2 separate regions of the Homo sapiens genome follow, and region 2 is linked to region 1. The links are chromatin loops, found by intact Hi-C in ENCODE. Cell type or tissue: heart left ventricle. All regions are shown on one strand. Each heading gives the region's core, and the rest is flanking DNA. Links, peaks and the distances in the headings are about the cores only.

Region 1 (11,318 bases), core at 2,086-10,085:
GCAGCATGATGTTTTTGGCATGGCCAACATTTTTGACTTGCAAAAATTTGTGACCTCAAGTGTGAGAGAAGTGAATGCTTTTTTCGGTACCTCATGGGGTCTCAATCTTAAAAAGTATCTTACGAAAGAATTATCAGCATGTTTATTTCCCAAACATCACAAATAAACAAATAGAAATAGCTTTTTTTAATAAGCTACTAAAAATATTAAACCAATGAATACTTGGTGAACATTTTGCTGCTACTAAACTTACATAATTTCTCAAACTGGCCTAGCTATATGAAGACACAGAGCTTTTATCATGTTCTGTCTAGTAATTCATATTTTTGAAAACATATTTTCAAACCAAAACACATTGTATGTGAGTGGAGTATGGCTATTCCAAGTCACAGAATGGAAGAAATATCTTTGTTGCCTCATCCTTATATACCTAGGTCTATTTAGTTCTGAAATGGATTCTATAAGATAAGAACCATCAAAATCAAAAGTCTCAATCAAATGCACCTCCTTTTTTTAAGGTAGCTAGCCATTTGCTAGCATTTTTCTCTTATCTTTTGGTTTATTTTTCAATAATGTGGACATTATGAGAATAAAATCATGGTAAACATCTCTTGCATTTAAAGATTGACAACTGCTAAATATTAATTTTGAAATATTGATAACTAATTAGAATCTGAAGAAAATAGATTGTGTTGATTTGAAGGTGTCATGAATAAATTCTTATAATCACATAGCAGTAGTTCTGAAAGTCTTGGCTAACAAAAATCTAAATATCTGCAGCAAATGGAATTTGATAAAAGTACCACCAACTAGTAGTTTTTTGTTTTTTATCATTGGCTAGAAATATAGTTCTAATAAAGAGCCTGTGATGTATAGGCAGTAACAAAGAAAAAGCTGAGGACTAAAAAGATACATTCATCATTCTAGTATGGAATATTTTTTCTCAAAATGTCTGAAACACAGAACTATAAGCTTAATTTAAGATTTTCAGCCTGAGCAACATGGTGAAAACCCATCTCTACCAAAAATTAGCTGGGCATGATGGTGCATGCCTGTAGCCTATAGTCCCAGCCATTCAGGAGGTTGAGGTGGGAGGATCAATTGAGCCTAGGAGTTCGAGGCTGCAGTGCACCGAGATCACACCATTGCACTCCAACTTGGGTGACAGAATGAGATCCTGTCTCAAAAAAAAATATTTTTTCTTAGACCTGTCATTCAAACTTCCTTTAATTATTCATTGTCATTAAGTATTTCTTTTTCAGAGCCAAATCCAAGGAGACTTAAATTGTATTATCAAGATTTATTTCATTTATACCACACACATATAACACATATACTTTCCTATACTATAGTTTTCAAAACACTATTGTGTTGTCTTCCTTTTTAGAAAAAAAATACAGTAATACTTGAAATTGTATTAGCATTTTAACTAGCCCAGCACCTATTTTTTTCCACATGTGGTTTCCACTGGTGGTTTTCATAGGCCTCTAGAAGTTGTAGGTGTAGCCCCTTGTAGGTACAGATTGCCTTGTTTAAATAAAGGAATCATTTTTTCTTTAATAGAACCTAATTTTTTAAAAGCACATTTAAGTTGTGCAGTTGTGATTTGAAATAATAACAAAAAGTGATTACACCTAAAAGTTCTAAACTGGTACAATATTATCATGCCATTAGCTGTGATGGAGCTGAAAGCTGATAGAACTTACACTTGTATCTCATGACTCTGTTTCCTTTGAAGTAAGCACTGGTGGCTGACCGAGTTTAATGTCCCAGCTTTTTGGATCTCTAAGAGGATTACAGTGTGATTTTATAACCTGCCACAAATTCCTCTCTATGCAACTTACTATGTGCTATGTATGTGTTTTTAAAAAAATCAACTGGAGCATGTGCCTGTAGTCCCACCTACTTGGGAGGCTGACTCAGGAGAATCATTTGAGCCCAGGAGGCGGGAGGTTGCAGTGGGCTGAGATCACACCACTGTACTCCAGCCTATGGGACAGGGAGAGATTCCATCTTAAAAAAAAAAAAAAGAAAAAAAAAAGCAAAACAAAAACAACAACAGCAAAAAACCAATTGGAATCAAAATGTGTTTTCAAATGAGTCACTTTATTTTTTATTTCTTAGAGTTTTCTGAAAAATTTTTTTTTTTTTTGAGACAGTCTCACTCTTTTGCCCAGGCTAGAGTGCAGTGGTGTGATCTCTGCTCACTGCAAGCTCAGCCTCCCGGGTTCAAGCGATTCTCCTGCCTCAGCCTCCTGAGTAGCTGGGACTACAGGCGCCTGCCACCATGCCTGGCAAATTTTTTTGTACTTTTAGTAGAGACGGAGTTTCACTGTATTAGCCAGGATGGTCTCGATCTCCTGACCTTGTGATCTGCCTGCCTTGGCCTCCCAAAGTGCTGGGATTACAGGCGTGAGCCACCGCACCTGGTCTTCTGAAATTTTAAAAATTGCTTCAGCATAGTGCTGAAATACTTTATGTATGTAATGTAGAAGTCAATACAACAATAAAAATATCAGTCCTCTCTCTACCCCTCTCCACTCTGAGTCTAAACACTTTCAACTGTTTGTGATTTACTTTCATGTTCCTAAATAATATGCAAGTGCAGTTATTTCATTTCGTTTCAAGTGTAGTCACTTTCTACTGGTTTTCTTCTGGGGCTGATGAGAATTTAGCTTTCTTACCATACCCCTCTGGCTGCATTCCTCCCATGCCCCCACTTTGTCCTTCCTCTCATCCTCCCAACATAATCGTCTAACAATATTCTGGCTAAATTTAAAGCTGAGTCATATAGTGTACTATGGTAACATGTTTATGTAACCTTTTGTGGGTTTCTTTTTTTCATTAGTAATAGCTTATTTTTTGTTGTTGCTTAGTTTTTTATGCTTATTAGGAATTTCTCCCTAAATTCTTTGGTAGAATTGTGATACTCCCTTGAATAGAGTTGGACTCTAAGATAATCTATCAGTTTCTTTTTCTTTTCATTTTTTTTCTTCTAGATGCTTCCCCACTTTAATTCCTTTGTCTCTAGCTCCTGTCACTCCTGACTACTCTGCAACTGCCATCCTGGAGCTCAGTCTTCATAGGAATCCCTTTCATCTGTGTCCTCCACGCAATTTCCTATTGCCTGTATCCCATGCTTTTCCAGTTTGGGTTTGTTCCTCACTTTGGTAAAGCACAATCTCCAGCAGCTGCTTTTTAAACATTTGAAAATTTTATTTTATTTATTTTTTTTTTTTTGAGATGGAGTTTTGCTCTTGTCACCCAGGCTGGAGTGCCGTGGTGCAATCTGGGCTCACTACAACTTCTGCCTCCTGGGTTCAAGTGATTCTCCTGCCTCAGCCTCCCAAGTAGCTGGGATTACAGGCACCCTCCACCATGCCTGGCTAATTTTTGTATTTTTAGTAGAGACGTGGTTTCACCATGGTGGCCACACTGGTCTCGAATTCCTGACCTCAGGTGATCTGTCCGCCTTGGCCTCCCAAGGTGCTGGGATTACAGGGGTGAGCCACCGCACCTGGCCTAAACATTTTTTTAAATTGAAGTGTACCAAACTGTTTGCTAAACTTAAATGCACTAACTTAAGTGCTCAGCCCAATGCATTTTTGTATACACAGACATTCACGTAACTGACATCCAGATCAAGATATTGAATAGTTCCCAAACTCTTCAAGGCTCCCTCATGCCTCTTCCCCATCAGTAACCTCTATCCTACCCCGTACCTTCAACACGGTCATCGCTACTCTGGCTTCTACCACCATCAATGAGTTTTGCCTGTTCTTGAACTTTATATAAAATCATCATACAGTATGTACTGTTTTGTGTTTGGTATTCTTGCATCATGCTTGGGAGAGTCATCCATGTTGTTGCATGTACCAGTTGTTTATTTTGTTGTTTGTTTTTGCTATTTTATGTGGTATGAATGTAAAGTATTTGGATATAATAAATAAAGCTGCTACAACCAGTCTGGTCCCTGTCTTTTGTTGCACGCATGCACTCATTTCTTTTGGGGAATATCACCTAGAGGTGGAATTGCTGGGTCATAGGGTAGCCATTAACTTCTTGAGAAATGGTACAGTTAGAAATATCTTTGATAGGTTATACATTAGGTTAGGCTAGACTATGCTGCAGAAAAAAATAAGCTTCATTTCTTTTTTTTTTATTATACTTTAAGTTTTAGGGTACATGTGCACAACGTGCAGGTTTGTTACATATGTATACATGTGCCATGTTGGTGTGCTGCACCCATTAACTAGTCATTAACATTAGGTATATCTCCTAATGACCCAGCCATCCCATTACTGGGTATATACTCAAAGGATTATAAATCATGCTGCTATAAAGACACATGCATACATATGTTTATTGTGGCACTATTCACAATAGCAAAGACTTGGAACGAACCTAAATGTCCAACAATGATAGACTAGATTAAGAAAATGTAGCTTCACTTCTTAATGGGTTAACATGTCAAGTCTTTTTCTGGGTCACACCAAGTTGGCTGGAAGTTGGGTAACTCTCCAGGGCAACTATCTTTCATGTGGTGATCCAGTAATGCAAACTGCTTCAATCTCGTGGCTCCACCATTTCAACATCAGACGTCTTCAGAAAGCGTGGAGTTCATACTCCTGTCTAACTATTTGGCCAGAAAGTCTATGTCACTTCTGTTCACAGCCATGATCAGAACGTGTGGCCCTGCCTAACTTGGAGAAGCCTGGGAAGTGTAGTCCTCTTTGCACCCAGGAAGGAAAGGGGAACCAGATATTGGGGAGCATAAATACTGTATACCACACTTTACATACCTGACAATACCTTGATTCTAATTTCACAGTGAAATGAGAGATTGGCCAGGGAGTAAAGCCTTGGTAGAAAGTAATTGTTTTCCTTGGGATCTTTAAGTCATTTCTACATTGCTTTTTAGCTTCTACTGTTACTGTTAAGAAGTCCAGTACATTTTGAATCAACTTTATGTGGAAACTATTTGTTTCTTTGGAGTTTTAAAGAGTTTTATTTTTTATTCCTAGTATTTTGAAATTTCACAATGACATACCTTGATATGGGTATTTTACTTTCTTATCTTTACTCATTGTGGTTTTTTTGTTTGTTTCTTTTGTACTGCCTTCTAAAAGATATTCTTAATTTTACCTGCCAATTCTTTGTGGATTTTTAAAAACATTTCTACTTTAACATTTTAATTTTTAAGAGATTTTTATAGCATCTTATTATCTAGGTGCAGGAACTCTTAAAGGAGGGTTTCTGAAGTCTTCTCTTGCATTGCCTCTTTTCTTCATGTTTTTGTTTTCTATTTATTTGTCATTGCTCTTGTTTTTAAAACCTGTCTCTCATATTGGAGAGTTTCCTAATGTATCTGGAGATCTTTGGCTGCCTACATTTAGGCGTCAGGGAATAAAATGTTGATTGGAAGCCCTGTGTGCTTTGGTAGGACTTGCAGACTGGTGGACTGCACTGTAGAATGATAGGCAGGAGCCAGGCACTTCGTTGGGTGACTGCCATGTCAGTATTAGTAGGTGTTTTCCTTAGGGTTGGTCACTTTCTCCAAAGAAGAACTTGCCAGTCTCCTCTGTAGGGAGCATAGGCTTTGATGTCTGTGTTCATGGAGCTGCATGAAGGTTTCCACGTGTCCCCCTTCAGTATGTGGACTTTCACTTAATCCTTCTGTTTCTGTCCAGCCTCTTACCCTACTCCCCAGTATCACTGAGTCCAGAACCCTGCTGGTTCAGCCTCTCCAGAGAGCAAACATCCTGCCTTCTACCAGGGAAGAGGAGAGACGCTCATCTGACTGGAGGCATGGTGAAGACTCTATAACTTACTTTTATAGACATTCAACAAAGTCTTTGCCTTTGGCTCCACCCATTCCTGTCATCTTCATCAACACCAAGAACTATCAATCCTGACCTTTCCTAAGTTCTTTAGAGCAACTTATCTTTCTTCTTCTTGGCTTCCTCTTAGGTTTTATTAGGCTTTTAGGTTTTGGTTGTTTTCCCCACTTTACTCAGTCAACAACTCCTCTCTTTTTGGCTTTCCATCTTCCAAAATACAATTGTCAACTTTTGTCTGATGTCTCCTCTACAGCTCTCTTTGTCCTTGGGAGTTTACACCTTTTTAAATCCCCTTACTGTCATTTTCAATAGGTTTCTCCAGAGAGTATATATAAATGTTTGTCTTTAATTTTCAATGTTTAATTTGAATCATAACTACTTTGTAAAGCCAGAATACCATCATGTGACTACTGTGGCTAAAATCTGTTCTTAGAACTTCAATCCTACAGCATGAGTTCTAACCCATAAGCATGCAAGATCTTTCACGATTTAACTCTTGGTAGCTTTTCTAACCTTAATAAAACAACCCAGACAAAGGATTTTGTTTTGTTTGCTATTTTTCAAATATTCCTACTCTTTCTTGTTTTCAAGGCTATGCATAGACTTTCCATTACATGGAATCTACTTGTCTTCTTCCTATGAAACACCTACTGATTCTTCATCTTTTCTATGAAGCATTCTTTGACTTCTCTAGATCAGAGTAAGTCTCTTCTTGTATGTTCATATAGCAAAAATAATAATAATTATAATAATAATAAAAAATATAAATATAAATATAAATATAAAATTTTTATTTTATAGTTATATTTTTATAATTTTATAATATAATTTTATAATATAAAATTTGATTTTTATTTTATAAAAATAAAAATATAATTATTATTATAATAAAAAATACTTCTTTAAAAACAACTATATTTTCCCAATCCCACAGTGGAGAATTTAGGTGTAGTATTTTGCAGTTCCACAATGGAGGACTGCTGCACAAAATATTGCCCTCAATGGCTACGATTGTGTCCTATTCTTCCTTGACTTTTCTAGCACTTAGCAAAGTGTCTGTCATATCTCAGCCATTCAGTATATATTTTATGAATGAATGAATATGGAAGATATAATCTGAGACCTCTTGGGTGCTGCAAAACAATTGCATCAAAAGGTAAAACCTTCACCCTGGAGCCAGGATTTCCAGGTCCTGATTTTTGCCTCAGTTGAGCTTGCAGGATATAACCTGGCATAACCCACTGTCACTTTTCTGCTCTTGAATTTACTCACTTGTGCAATAGGAATATCTCTCAGAATGTTATCTTCCCCTCCCCCCCTTTTTTTTTGACTCAAGAGTCTCAATTTGTTACCCAGGATAAAGTGCAATAGTACAATCATAGCTCATCGAAGCCTCTACCTCCTGTGCTCAAGTGATCCTCCCACCTCAGTCTCCTGGGTAGCTGAGACTACAAGCATATGCCACCACACCCAGATAATGAAAAAGCAATACCCTAGAGATAGGGTCAGTTGCCCAGGCGTCATAAGTTTTAAAGACAGGTTAAAAAATTGCTTTGAGTTCCAAAGTCCCTTAGACCAGTTATTTCAAACTCTGTAACTGAATTGTTTTCCTAATTGTTCTAGATAAGTTTGCTTCTCCCAAACACCAAGAAGGCAAGGACACCACCATTGGGAAATGCCCCACATCTAGGCATGATAAGCTACCCACCACACCATGGCTTTGTTGTTCTCATTAGCAATGGCTAATGAGCAAGGCTCTTTAAAAGATGCACCCTTTTTGTCTGACCTTGTCTGCTCGACACTGGCCTCAGATGAGCCTACACTCAAGATCCACCCCACAGCTGTCTCCTTGGTAATCATGTCGTGGGCCAGGATTTGTTTTGTAAAAGATCCAGCTGTATGGAAAGTCCCAACAACTGCAAATAGTCAATAGAATAGAATCTTTAACTCTGTTGCTGAGACTTCCAGGTGGGAAAACCTGTGAAAGATTGGTTCCTCTCAGGAAACTTCATCTCCACACTGGTGCACCTTTCCTGAGAACAGTCGGACAAGCACATTTTTCATTTAGAGCATCAACCCTGGAGGCAGCCAGACATGGGATTCTGCTTTTTTTTGCTGTCTGACCTCAGCAGGTCTTATCTATTTGAACTATTGACTGTGCTGTTGTTAAATGGAAGTGTCACCACTCGCCTCAAAGGGCTGGGTGTAAGAATTCAACAACATCATGTGTGTAAGGCACTAGCACCCAGCAGGCATCCCCTTCCAGTATTTTTCCTCCCAGAAAGGAAGTCACCATTCTGCTCTGTAGATTTTTACTTTTTTTCCTTTTACTGTTGGTACTTTTTAAATTTTTTGGCCAGTCTTTTATTGTTCCACCCATTATATCATCGTTCATTTTTCCTTATTTAGGTAATATGTTTGTAGTTTAAAATTTAAATTTAAAAGTATACATTTCATAAATTTTAGTTAAATGTTGGTCATATCTCTCACATCTGCTTTGTGATGATTTCCATCTTTTTTACTTTATTTTCTTTCTCATTTTTTGTCACATTGTGTTCTCTTAGTTTGTTGGCTTGAAGAGTAATCCCAGATAGCGTTTGGGAGTGTTTTATTCAGGCATCCATCTTCACAGTTGGAAGGAATAGAGAACCAGGAGAGCCCACTCAGTAGAGGTGAGGGTAGTTTGGAGGGAGAGTTGGGAGTGATGGTTGTGGTTGAGGGGCGGGGAGTGATGGTTACAAAACAAAGAAGAGTCACAGGAATTTGAAAACAAGAAATGAAATAGCATGGGAACTCATGGGACTTGGAATCTTGCCAGGAACCAAAGCCACTCTTTTTTTTTTTTTTTTTTTTTTGAGATGGAGTTTCACTCTGTCTCCCAGGCTGGAGTGCACTGGTGTAATCTCGGCTCACTGCAGCCTCCACCTCCTGGGTTCAAACAATTCTCTGCCTCAGCCTCCTGAGTAGATGGGATTACAGGCACCCACCACCACACCTGGCTAATTTTTGTATTTTTAGTAGAGACGGGGTTTCACCATCTTGGCCAGGCTGGTCTTGAACTCCTGACCTCATGATCCATCCGCCTTGGACTCCCAAAGTGCTGGGATTACAGGTGTGAGCCACCATGCTGGGCCCAAAGCCACTCATTTTAGGGGTATTCCCCTTTCCTCTCTGCCCCCTTTCTCCCCCTTTCTCTACATCTGCTCTGTGCTCTTGTCATATAGAACATGTCTCATGATGGCTAGCCCAGCTTCCCAGTCTACATGACCTTCCATTTGTCTTCTTACAGCTAAGAAGTTAGTCTCTCAGTTTCTCAAGTCCAAAATTTTAAAGAAAGTAATCCAATTGGCCCGGCTCAGTTTTTCTCTTTTCTCACTGGCCTGCTTATGGATGAGTTAGCATTGATCAATGTCCATCCTAGTCCAACTGGATATTGCCTGGGAGAATAGCATTGCTTGGAATTTCTGTGACTTTCTGGGTATGCCCCTCCCAGCTGGAGCATGAATGTCTTAGAAGATAGTTTGACCAGAATTCCCAGCTCCAAACACAGCAGTGCACTGGATTGGATCAAAATTACAAATATTGGGATGTGGCCAGGCATAGTGGCTCACACCTGTAATCCCAGCACTTTGGGAGGCCGAGGTGGGTGGATCACCTGAGGTCAGGATTTTGAGACCAGCCTGGACAACATGGTGAAACCCCATCTCCACTAAAAACACATTAAAAAATTAGCCGAGTGTGGTGGTGTGCGCCTGTAATCCCAGCTACTCAAGAGGCTGAGGCAGGAGAATCCCTTGAACCTGGGAGGCAGAGGTTGTAGTGAGCTGAGATTGCACCATTGCACTCCAGTCTGGGCAATAAGAGTGAGACTCTATCTCAAAACAAACAAACAAACAAAAAGAAAACAAAACAAATATTGGGATGCTTATTCTAAATGAGAAAATCCCCCCGCCCCCCACAAAAACAACTAATGTGTCAGAAAAAGACTTATCCTATGATGTAGAGTGTTTTTGGAATTTTCTCTATTAAAAATTTAGGTACCTGAGTGATCACTCTCCTTCTTTTGGAAACTTTCTTTTATGTGGAAGCTGTTTGCAAATAATTCTAAAGTGACATCGTTCCAAACTTTAAAATCTCACCTCTGGAAACTCCTAAGATGTAGCACCACTTGTTTCTTCACTAGCTCATTTAAGAGGGGGCGACCAAGGGGCACATGCCACAACTGAGCCAGCTTACCTGGCTACAGAGTTAGATAGGAACCTGGCATTCAGGCATGTCACCTGCATACATCTCACACATAGGCACAAGTGGGCTTGATGTGGGAGGTCCTGAGGGATAGGGTCAAGAGGGATCTCTCCCATGAGGCGAGGAACCTGGCCCTTGTTCATCTGGGTGACCAAGCCCAATTGTTAAAACACAAACAATCTATTCCCTGAAATTTTCTTTTTTCAGAGTGAATCTCCCATGTTCTAGTTTATACCTAAAATTATTCTACACATATTCAGAGGCAACATAGTAAAATCTCACAAGCTTTTCTGAGTTACTCTCCTAACCTAGTTGTCTCAGCAATCTCTCTCTTTTCATCTCTTCACTCTCTTTTTCTCCTCTCCCACAACCCTCCACTCCTACCAGGTTGTGCTCTCCACCTCTCCTTAACGTGGTTTTAGGAGTAACCTTTAGGAAGATCTGACTAGTGGAGTCAAATTGCCATAAAACATCTGAGCTCTCATTCTGACAATATGGGAATACAGCTGTAAGGCCAAAGTGACACCATCCCTCAGCTGAAGTATTGAAAATGCTCTACTCTGCCTCTCCTCCTTTCCTTCCCATCTTCTCGAAGCCAGCTTTTGTAAAGGGTGGATGACTGTGCACAGGGAATTTGCTTCTTATCAAAAGCATGAAAACTGGTACATAAACCTTTATTACTTTCCCCTATCCATTTTCACTGCTTAAATCTGAAATGTTTCACTTTGCTTTCCTACCAAGTTCAATGGTTTCTTTAGGAAACAAGAGTGTAGGCCTGGCACAGTGGCTCATGCCTGTAATCCCAGCACTTTGGGAGGCCAAGGCGGGTGGATCACGAGGTCAGGAGTTTGAGGCCAGCCTGGCCAATATGGTGAAACCCCGTCTCTTCTAAAAAATACAAAAATTAGCCAGGCATGCACCTGTAATTCCAGCTACTTGGAAGGCTGAGGCAGGAGAATCGCTTGAACCCAGGAGGTGGAGGTTGCAGTGAGCTGAGATTGCACCACTGCACTCCAGCCTGGGTGATAGAATGAGACTTTGTCTCAAAAAAAAAAAAAAAAAAGAAAAGAAAAAAAAAACGAAACAAGAGCGTAATGTACCTCTACCATTGATGACAGAGAATTATTTTTCTACACTTTAATTTATAAACGATATAACTTACCCAAAAGGACAGTATTTAAACAAGCTAGGGAACAAATATCAGGCAGAGAAGGGAGTTATTTATTGTTATTA
Region 2 (11,318 bases), core at 1,184-9,183, 150 kb after region 1:
CTTTAAACAAAAAGATTATAAACGGCTAGATAATACACAGACTTAGGTGTGTCCTATTTTTAAAAAATGTACAAATTCTGATTGTAAAAAATTAGAAAGTATGAAATTGTGCCACAGAAGTTTCATCACACCAGGGATCTTTAAATGGCAAGCTCTCCTAGCATATTAAAATGTTATTTGATTCACACAAATGTAAATTAAGAAATGAATATCATGGAAAATTAGGCTTCCTTTTGAGATAAAATATATAAAACATATTTGATACTTTGACATTTCACTCATTATTTGGTCTTGTTAAAGACCCCTGATATTGAAACTGCAATGGAAGGAGAGGACTAACATTAGTATACTATTATTACCTTCACAGTTCTTCCCATCTCGTGTAACATGAAAGCCCGCATTACACACGCAATGAAAACTGCCATCTGTGTTGATGCAGCGTCCATTATTGCAGATCCGGCCATTCTGTAAACACTCATCAATGTCTAAAATCAAAGTTTAAAAAGAAGAAATAGCTTTATTTAGGGGAGTTAAAATTATTTTATTTCCCCCTCCCTCCATTTGCAAACTCATGATCTTGGCTTTTGGTTTTAATTACTTAATAATATTCTCCAACATAAATTGGTTATCAAATAATGTGATATTTAGGGTTATCAGAGTTGAAAAGACATGATAAAAAACCTGTATAATGGCATTAGATGTAACTCTAATTTCTAATAAGACTCCTTAAATCCGAAGTCTGTAAACAAAATAGATTCTTCTTCACCATTTTCCAAGCACATCTATTTAACCAGTATAAATCACTATTTATACTGAAATTTGGCTGGCATCTTTAAACATATAATTTTAAAAGACATATTTTATAGCTATCTCAGAACAATACAACATATGCTATTTTTTTAAACAATCACCTTAATTCTGCCTGAAAACCGTCAATCACATCTCTAAAATGTCCATCTTCCTTATACCAATTCTGGTTTACGTGCAGGGTTACTGCTGATAGATTCTTAGTCTTTTAAAAAACAACTTTATGAGTATTCTACCAACCAAATAAAATATTGATTCTATGAGGGTATTTTTCCTTTTTTTCTATTGTGGTTAATATTATGCCAAGGTACACAACAGAGCTTGACACGGAAGTGTTAAAATAACAATAACTGAAACAACCTGTATCTGATTTCTCCCTTAAATATTAACAATCTACCCAAAGTGGATAGCATGGTTCCCTGGATTATCTGTTTCTCTCAGTTTCTAGAAGCTACAAACCTGGATAAACATCAAAGAGGATGAACACAAACCTCTTTGTCTACACAGGCACACAATCACTTCCAGGGCTTATTCCCAGAAGACAGGGACCAAGAAACTATGTGGAGTTGGATGCGAGCATTCCTATCTATGCAGAGTTGAGGTCACATTTGTCTGAGTATAAGTGCCCTAAATATCCCCTGAACAATGAGCACGTGCGTTCATGGCATGTCAGTTACTCTGACTGTTTACCCTGTGTCTGTGTGGTGTCTTGTGGTTGGCCCTCAGATGCACTTTCTTTCTGGGCAGATCCTGCAGTGGTTTCCACACAAGTCATTGGACGAGCTGAGGCAGTCTGGGCTTTTCTTCTGTCTGATCTTTGTGCCAACAACCTACGATCTTTTTCTCTCTCGTTTATTTCTTAATCCTTGCTAAAAATCAGACTTGCTCCACACTCAAAAAAAAATGGTAAAAACCACATATTCTTGAGCAGACTTTTTTTTTTTAAGGATCCCATAATTTTTTGAGGCCCAAGGTTAAAATAAACAGGATAAAAAGTTCATATTTTTCTCTCTTCCTCAATTTCAGAATGTCATGGGGTTCCCCATTGCCCTATAAGACAAATTTAAAGCTTGTCATTCAAAGTTCTCCTCTACTGTGTTTCTGCCCATCCTTCTATCCCCTTCTACTCGGCCCCTCACTTACTTCCCAGTTATGTGCACAGCCTTTTGGACCATTCTGTGGCAACTTTCATCAGCAAAATAATGTGAGCACGTTCTCAACTTCTTATTTTCAGGATAACCTTAGTGCTAGCTCTTAAAGAAGGCAGTGCTTTAAGTATTCAGGTCATCCTCAGTCTCCAATACTAAGTCTCAGATTGATAACAACCACATACATGAGTTTATACTGGCTGGTCCTTGCCCCAGCTGAGTGCTCTCAATAACCACCTCTCTTTGCTTATTTAACAGTGCAGTCTCTGGACATTGATTTCATTTTATTTTCTGTTATTGCAAAATGCCTAGTATGCTATTTGTACATGTTAATTATATTAAACAATAGTCATAATATTAAGAAGGTTCTCAACTCAGTTACGTGTTCAACCTATCCATATTTATAACTAATTAATAGAAATGTTAGTGAGTTCAAAGTCCTTGCTCCAGTTTTTTTCTGCTTAAAATGGTCATTTATATGTAGTGCACTAAAATACACTGGTGGCAAGAAATCTCTACGTGAGAACAAAATTCATAAATTTTGAAGCCAGTTCACTGATAAAAATTAAAACTTCTATATGTCTTCAACTCATGAAGAGCTTTTGCTAAAAGAGGCAAATAAGATTAACTCTTGTCAATGGCTACCAATTTTCTAAAGTGATATAAACCTCGCTATCTTTTACTTAACTTTTAAAAAACTTTTAAGTTTAGGGATACATGTGCAGGTTTGTTAAATAGGTAAACTTCTGTCATGGGGGTTTGTTGTACAGATTATTTCATTACCCAGGTATTAAGCCTACTACCCATTGGTTATTTTTCCTGATCCTCTCCCTCCTCCAACCCTCCACCCTCCAATAGGCCCCGGTGTGTGTTGGTCCCTTCTATGTGTCCATGTGTCACCATTTAGCTCCCACTTAAAAGTGAGAACATGCAGTATTTGGTTTTCTGTTCCTATGTTAGTTTACTAATTATAATGACCTCCGGCTCCATCCATGTCCCTGCAACGGACATGATCTCATTCTTTTTTATGGCTGCATAATATTCCATGGTGTACATGTACTACATTTTCTTTATCCAGTCTATCATTGATGGGCCCTTTTATTTAACTTTAACAGAGTATTTGCCTGTTTTTTTTTTCTGTCTTTACTGAATTAATGATACAGTTCATTTTGTGCTTAATTTAGAGATAGAGATGGAGATAGATGTTTGGGCTCCCTGACAGTGATCATTGTATCTTATTTATTTCTGTTTTAGAAACTCAGTACATAAGAGTCATTTAATAAAAGGCATATTGGGTGGCTTAATAAATTAGTTAATAAACCTGATGGGAAATTTTTTATGAGGGGACATTTATAGCAGTGCTTCTCAAACTTCAATGTACATACAGATTGCTGGGGGATCTTGTTAAAATATAGATTCTGCAATAGTATGTCTGTGGTGGAACCTGAGATTCTGCCTTTCCAAGCAGCTCTAGGAGATGCTGTTGCTGACCACACTAAAAAGCAGCAAGGGCTTAGAGTGACATCCCTATCTTTTAGAACTTTCCATTAAGAAATTAATTGCACATAATTTCAACTGAAATTTTCCTCAGTTGCTGTGTCATAAAGGACAATTCCACTCTCTACTTCTCAGATGAAAACTTAAGAGGCAATAATAGTGACGAGACAACAATACTGAAAATAAGATTTTCCTTCAGGCATAGACGCATCTTATAAAATAACTTCAATGCTTGCCAGATTTTATGACACTGTCTTTCAGAATGACAATAGGTGGAACTAAGTTCAAAAAAGCCACGGGACTGTATTAGTCTCTTCCGGCATGGGTTATTTAAACTCCATGGAACTCCTTTGAAGCCAACCCCCAGTTAGCATATATGTCCCACATTCCACGTCAGGAGCCAGGACCATACCTCGGCATTCTGTCCGCGTGAGTGTGCTCTGATATCCAGCTCGGCACTGACAGGTGTACGAACCCTGGTTGTTAATACACTCACCACCAGCACAGGGGTTTTTCTCACATTCATCAACATCTGCAAAGCACAATGTATTTTAGTGCAAAATTACATAGCAATACCTCATAATTCTAAGACTTTCTGGGTTCCTTTTATACATATAAAACATTTTCCTTTTGAGAAATAAATAACATAATAAAAGGATCTTTTTTCTTTCCACTACAATATGTCATTAGCCATTTGAAGACTGGTTGAGCAGTTAAAGTGTATTATTTTCATGTGTCATTTTGCAGAGAAAAATTCCAAACATGTAGCAACTCAACAATCTGATCTAATAAACATTTTTTCTTCCTTGAGTCTGATCTAAGAGGACCAAACAGACTAACATTTCAGAAGTGGCTTCTGGATAGGATTCCGAGTATCTCTTGAAGCTCTGTTTTTTTCCAATAAAAAGAAGGTCTAACCATATCCAAGCATTCCCTGCTGAGTTCCACTAAAATGTTAGAACAAAACATGAAGCAACTGTTGTTTAAAGGGCAGTTCTCAATCACCACAGAGTCTCCCCCATCCCCAGATGTGTTCAATACACAGGCTCACACTAGTTTTACAGTCACTTAGAATTATCAGTACATTTAGAGATAAACTGGTTTATATGACCCTACTTGTAAACAAGAGGAAGCTAAAATTTAGCAAAGATAACCCACTTGTCCACATGCTTCTTAGTGCCAGATACAGATTTGACCTCACATTCCGCAACCCTGAGTTAGATGTTCCCACTTCTACTCAGCTCTGGATGACCTCTAGAAGGGGTGTTCATATCATCAGGAAATTAAATAGTTTGGGAAAGTAAGAACTCATCATTTCTGACAAATCATAAATTTATAATTATAAAAGTAGAATTCATAACAGAACTAAGAGGTGAACTTATTTTAAAAACAAGTTGATAGGAGCTGAGTGTTCTTATCCAATCCAAAAATTGATTATTCTTTCATTACATTTCCTCCCTTCACCAGCTTAAATGCCTCATCAGCAATTTAAACTTTCTTTCTTCCATTTAAAATAACTAGTCTAAGAGAGTTGGTAAGCTACACATTTAGACTAGTATAATGTGCAAAATTCCATAATTTGGGGATATTTTTAACGCTTTCTTTTAATGGTAGGGCTTTTGGTAGGGTGTCTTAAATTGGAGTTACCAGAAATGATTTGAGTATCTTTTACAATGAAAGTTAAAAGTAACTTTAATAGGCAGAATAATGACCTCCCAAATATGCTCATGTCTTAATTCCCAGAACCTATGGATATGTTTAGCTAGCAAAGGAGAATTAAAGTTGTAGATGGAATTAAGGTAGCTAATCAGTGATCTTGAGATGGAGAGTCTCCTGGATTATACAGGTGGCCAAATGCAGTCACAAATATCCTTAAATGTGGAAGAGGGAATTGCAAGAGAGAGCCAGAGAGAGACAAAGAGATTTGAAGATGCAACACTGCTGGCTTTGAAAATGGAGGAAGGGGTCATGAGCTAAGGACACAGGCAGCTGCTAGTAGCTGAAAAAGGCAAAGAGATGGATTCCTCCCAAGAGCCACCAAAAGGAAGACAGCCCTCCCAACACCTGGATGTTAGCCCAGTAAGACTTCTGTTGGACTACTAACCTACAGAGCTGAAAGATAATTTAAATTTGTATTGTATTAAGCCACCAAGTTTGGGGTAAGTTGTTACAGCAGCAATAGAAAACCAGTAGAGTCAAGGAACAGAATTACAACAGACCCTTGGTGCCAACCTAGGATGGATCACGTACCAATACACTCCCCACGGAGGTCCAGCTGGAACCCTTTGTTGCACTCACACCGGTAACTCCCAGGAGTTGGAATGCAGCGTCCATTTTGACAGAGATAGCGGACCAACTGGCAGTAATCAGTAACGTTTACTGGCAGCACCCCTAGAAGAACATTAAGCCCCATTAAAATTATTTTAACTATGGTATCTTTCATCAGTACTTAATCTGACAATAATGAACAAGATGTTGAATCAGAAAGGAAAGAGGATACTCTTTGGGCAAAGGTCGTCTGGTGACAACAGAGCATATTTCCACCCTGCCAACAGAGATCACATTGCACTGTGAGCACTGGGGAGCTCACAACCCAGCTGCAGCCTGCTTTTCTCTGCCCTCTTCACCACCTCACTCTCAAACCTCTAGTTTGCAGAAATAACAAAGGCAGAGAGATATTGGTATTGAACTACTTATAAAACTGCCTTGCAAGCTCTGTAACCTAAAGTCTAATATTATACCTCCTCTATTAATCCTTTCTGTGAATCAGATTTAACTATCGCCCATAACTCTCCCATAGTTGCCTGAAAACACCAATAACAAAAGGACATTAATCTCTGGAGAATAGGAAGCCTCCCGTTTTTCTCTATGCAATAGGAAAATTGAGACATACATATGATATAGATATAGATAACATTATGTAAACCAAAAATTAATATAACAATTTACAAACTTATTTAATGACTAAAGTAGCATAAATAAATAATAAAAAAATGTTAACTTGAACAATGCAAGAAAAATAACTAGATGATTTTTGAATTCTTACTTGGTGGCTCCCGAGATGGATACAGATATTCCACTGGTGGTCGAGGGACCGGAATTTGAGGTCCAGGAGGAAAGCCAGGAGGAACAGGGAGAACTGGAGGAATGGGGCCAAGGGGTGGGGGAGGATATTCTGGTCTCCCAGGAATTACCATAGGAACAGAGCACAGCTTGTTGAAATCCTCTAGAAAAACACAACAAAACAAAACACAACAGCTGAGCTGTAGCTTATGATCATAGGCCCACAGAAGTCATCCTTATTTTTTTAAAGATATTTTTGAATAAAATTGATCCTCAAAATTCACAGGTCAACTGGAGAAAAGAAAAAGAACCAACTGACTGGATTCCCATTTTTAATACCTGCAGCAGCAACCACTCTGGAACAATAATTCAAATCCAAAACCATGTTCCTCCCAAAACCTCAGAGTCTTTATCTGTATCAAAATTCACCTCATGGAAAACATAAAAGTACTACTTTCTCCATCCAGTCCCACCTGTGGATTCCACAGGGCTCTACAGAATACATTAAAAAATTTGAATTTTATTTTATGCGCAGTGCAAAACCACTGGATGTCTTCAACGGGGGTGGGACATGATCAGATGACCATTTTCAGAAGATCATGCTTACAATTACAACATATGAAGAACATTACTGCGGGGAGGCAAGGCTGTTGCAGAAGACCAAGGGGGAGATGATGATGTCCGGATGGGGGAGTCAGTGATTGAATCGGACAGAAGTGGACAAATCTGAAGCACATTTTAGAGATAAATGTGTAGTGTTCAGTGAAGTAGATTTTTGAGATAAATGTATAGTGCTCAGTGAAGTAGTAAGTGTCAGAGCTCAGGACACAAGAAGTCAAGAATGACTCCTAGTTTTCTGGTTGAGCAATTGGGTGAATGTTGGTGCCCTTGCCTGGACGGGAAAAATCATGGTGATAGCAGATTTGGTGGGTAGAAACCAAGTTCCATTTTGAACATAGGAGTTTTGAGATATCAGACATCCAAGTGGAGCTATCACTTCGCAGTTGTAAAAGACAGTGTGAAGCTTAGACGAATCAAGGCTAGACGTGAGTTTCAGAGTCATCAGTACAGAGAGGTGATACTCAAAGCCATGGGGATGGATGAGCTCATGTAAGAGTGGTGTGGAAGGGGAAGAGAAGGGAGTGCAAAGACAGAACCCTGAAGAATACTGATTCGTAAAAGAAAGCAATATCAATGGAGAAGTGGCCCATAAGGGAGGAGAAACACCAAGGGGTGTGGGTCGGGTATGAATGCTGCATAGTGACCCTCTGAATGAGGACATCCTGACTTCATCATCTGCTTCCCTATGATTCTACATTTTTAGGATGATTACTATTTTTCACAGTGTCAGGTCTTTATCAAATAAATCATCTTTAGGTTTCCACACATTTGTTCTGGGCTTCCAAAAAGGTGTTTTTAAGCAGTATCCAGGTTTCCAAGGATGTATTTATTTTATTTATTTTCATGTTGCCTACAAATAGCCATGTTTTTTCATAGTTCCCTTCTATAAGTAACCTATGTGACTTTTAAATTTCATTTTTTTCCTCTTTTGCTAGGATTTTGGTAATTTTATTTTCACAGTTGTACAGTGATTTTCTCATGGATACCTTCTATGCTAGTTTCAGCCATTAATAGAAATTAGACTAATATTTTTCTTTTCCTTACAGACTAAAATTTAACTTATTTTCAGACAGTAATAGGTCTTACTGAAATGCATTCATATTTCAACCTCACGGGACATTCTGCCAATTTACATGAGGTTAAATAGGAAAGTACTGTTGGTACTTTCTGGTCCATTTCTAAAATTTCTTCATTCATATTTGACATTTCCATCTCAGGTCAAGTTTATGTTTTCAGATAATTCTCTTACAGCATTTTAATTACGATTTCACTGGAATTTCAAATTACAGAGATACTGACGTACTTGAATGTATTTGTAAAGGAATTCTATGTTGTTCATGCTTCCCTGACTCAAGATGTCTCAATCCTGTTTGTCAACCAACAGTGATTCTTCCTATAGATTTATCATCTGTACGTGCCATATCCACCATTCCCTGGGAACCTGCTCTCACCAAATTCCCACCACTAAGACTGTGTAGTCTGTGAAGTCAGGGATCATCTCTAACTCATGACTAGTTCCCACTCTCAGCCTTGCCCTGCAAATTGCACATAACAGGAATTCATTAACTATGTGTTAATTTTATTAAATGACAGTTACATTAAGGAACTCACTTTGCTTCCAAGCATTTGTAGGTACCAATTCGGCCTTTCTTTTTAAGACTTTTTGAATTTATATAAAAGAAATTTAATAGCTTATCAGCATTTCTGCTAATTAGGTGGGTATTTTACTTTAAGAATGCCATTAAATTCATCTTAACCTCTCTAGGAAACTGTATCAGACTGAATCTGATATTTCTTCCTATTTTTTACAGATTTAGTAATCTTCTCATTGCCCCTTTACATTCAGGATCAGCAACGTGGGGCTAATTTTGTTAAGCTGATGTCCATCTTTCCTATCTCCACTTAACCCAAGATGATGCTGATTTATTTTTTAAAGAGTGAAAAGCTGGCCAATCTAAAATCCTTCCTGCATCACTCTCTGTAAGAGCCCAGATCTCTGTAGCACCAGTACTGGAACATTTGGACAAACAAAAACCTACCTGCAAGTTATTTTGCTCTATAAATCTGTTTTGCCCAAGGCCTCTGAGGGCTGTGCATCTCTCAGTGGTATACCTGGGAGGACAGCTCCCTGTAAAGCCACACACAGGAACCTGGTCTTCTGCTCCAACTGTCCCAAAGTAGGTCTTCCTGCAGGCACCTAAACCTGCTCTAGTCCTCTTCTCTATTCAAAGCCTCAACACAGGAAGGAATCCACATCAAAGCTGCTGATTCCTAAGTTAACATATGCATTTTAAAAGCCATTCTCCTGGTACCTAAGCCATGTCTTAGTAGGAAGTCATGTGCTTCTAAACAGTGATCTACTAAATGGTCCCCTACTGGACTCAGGAAGGTAAACTTCATCTATGTATTTGTTTATTTATGTATTAGTATTTTAATTGACAAGTAAAAATTGTATATATTCATTGTGCACAACGTGATGTTTTGAAATATGCTCAATTGGTGGGAAAGATGTTGCCTAATAAGTTGCTCTCTGTATTTGAATGCCTCCTATAAGCAAGATTTTGCTAAATACTATGGAAGTGTAAAAAGCATGAGAAATATGAGACTACAATAATGAATGAGATTTCCTAATGAGATTGATCAACCAGTAAAAGAGCAAGATGTGAACACACATATGGCACTCATGCCATAGTGATAGTACCAGCCAGAACCACAGGAGCACAAGGAAGAAGGGAGCACTTCCAGCTGCAGGTACCTCGGGATATTCATGGATTAGGTCATGTTTGAGCAGATCCTTAACAAGAAAAGAGGATATATAACAGGCAAGGATGGCAGGAGTAGGGAGAAAGAGCCTGAACTGGCAAGAAGTTTTAGAAAAAAAAGCCAACTTGAATTCAGAAATGCTCGGATTGGGTGCAATGAAAACTCAATCATATAATTTAAACTACTATAAAGAACAAGAATTAAAAAGATGAACTGGGATTAGATTTGGGACTCTAAATACTGTGCTAAGTAGCAAATGTTCTTTGCAAGAAATGGAGTGAATTGGCCACTAAATATTGCCTGAGTTCATCCTGGGGAAATATTTTTGGACATCTTTCTCGACTAACGAAAGTGTGCTGTATTTATGTATTTGTTTAGTTATGTATTTTTAAACTAATGAATAAAAATTGTATGCATTCATTGTGTACAACATGGTGTTTTGAAATAGGCTCAATTAGTCAAAAGGTGTCTCCTTTTTCTCCCCTAGACACAATTTTTTAAACTGAACTTCACTGACTCATACTTTGGGAAAGGTACATGGCAATGGTGGATTTCAGAGACTAGTTAGGAGACTACTGGAACAGTCCAGACTAGAGAAAATACGCTTCTAATAGAAACAAAAAAATGGACAGATAAAAGAGATACTGTGAAGGAAAAAAAAAACAAGCAGGACTTAGCAGGAAGGAAAGAGTCCAATGTTAGGAAAAAGGAAATGTGTCTCCTGAACAACTTACCTGAAAAATTCTGAAAGCTGAGTTTTACTCTACTGAGCTTTTGAGTACTCCATGAGAGCCATTAAGTACTAAAATGAGAATAAGTACTTCCCCAAAAGGTTTCTGTTTAGTAGTAATAAGCCAGCTAAGTAAAAAGCAGTACCTGAAAACAGTACTCTTTGTACAGACCCCTTTTTTTTTCCTGTGCATTTTCTAGGGAAATTTCCCTGGACGTCATCTCTTATATTTCCTGGAGACTACTCATTTACCCAAGTTTCCATTACATCTGCATCATGCACATTGCCACTGGGCTTGTGAGGGCTGGGATGGGATATTCTGCAGATAACTGGAAGGGCTCTTACCGGTTGCTCTGATGGGACACATCTCAGGGGCGACAGTGACCCCTGGAGACCAGCATCGGCCGGCATCACAGCAGCACTGCATTTTGGTTATGGACTGTGGCAGCTGGTTAGAGCAGCGCCCGTTTGTCAGAGCTGTGTAACAGTATCCTGGGCGAACATCTGAGGACAAAGAAACACATACACACACACACATCGCTGAGATAATACTTGTAACAACACTCCCCTGCCCGAGCAGCTCCATACTTCACACTGGGGCTACGGCAGGATTAACTCACACCTCTGCCCCCCGGAAGGGAAGCTGCGAGCGCTGCACAGGAACAGTGCTCAGTCAGAAATCCCTGGTC

What was found. Hi-C counts contacts between places; a loop is a spot of excess contacts. Peaks named below come from ENCODE experiments on the same cell type or tissue, not always from the same donor. Only the 100,000 strongest peaks of a DNase experiment are listed, where the experiment ranks them.
Region 2: a loop joins it to region 1, with 2.4 times the contacts of the local background. A loop is called at or near these places in 12 of 110 quality-filtered maps.

Annotation. Positions count from the first base shown.
Region 1 is chr15:48,359,107-48,370,424 of GRCh38, forward strand. No RefSeq gene overlaps it. Among named protein-coding and RNA genes, the nearest start is that of DUT-AS1, 33 kb to the left of the region's middle. In heart left ventricle, for the core only: no CTCF peak of the experiment used is centred there; no DNase peak of the experiment used is centred there; H3K27ac peaks cover 982 bases.
Region 2 is chr15:48,509,685-48,521,002 of GRCh38, forward strand. It overlaps FBN1 (fibrillin 1), which reads right to left. Exons shown (of 66, transcript NM_000138.5): 10 at 10,975-11,133; 11 at 6,499-6,678; 12 at 5,703-5,843; 13 at 3,865-3,984; 14 at 360-485. Among named protein-coding and RNA genes, the nearest start is that of FBN1, 130 kb to the right of the region's middle. RefSeq lists a silencer at 10,848-11,142. In heart left ventricle, for the core only: no CTCF peak of the experiment used is centred there; no DNase peak of the experiment used is centred there; H3K27ac peaks cover 589 bases.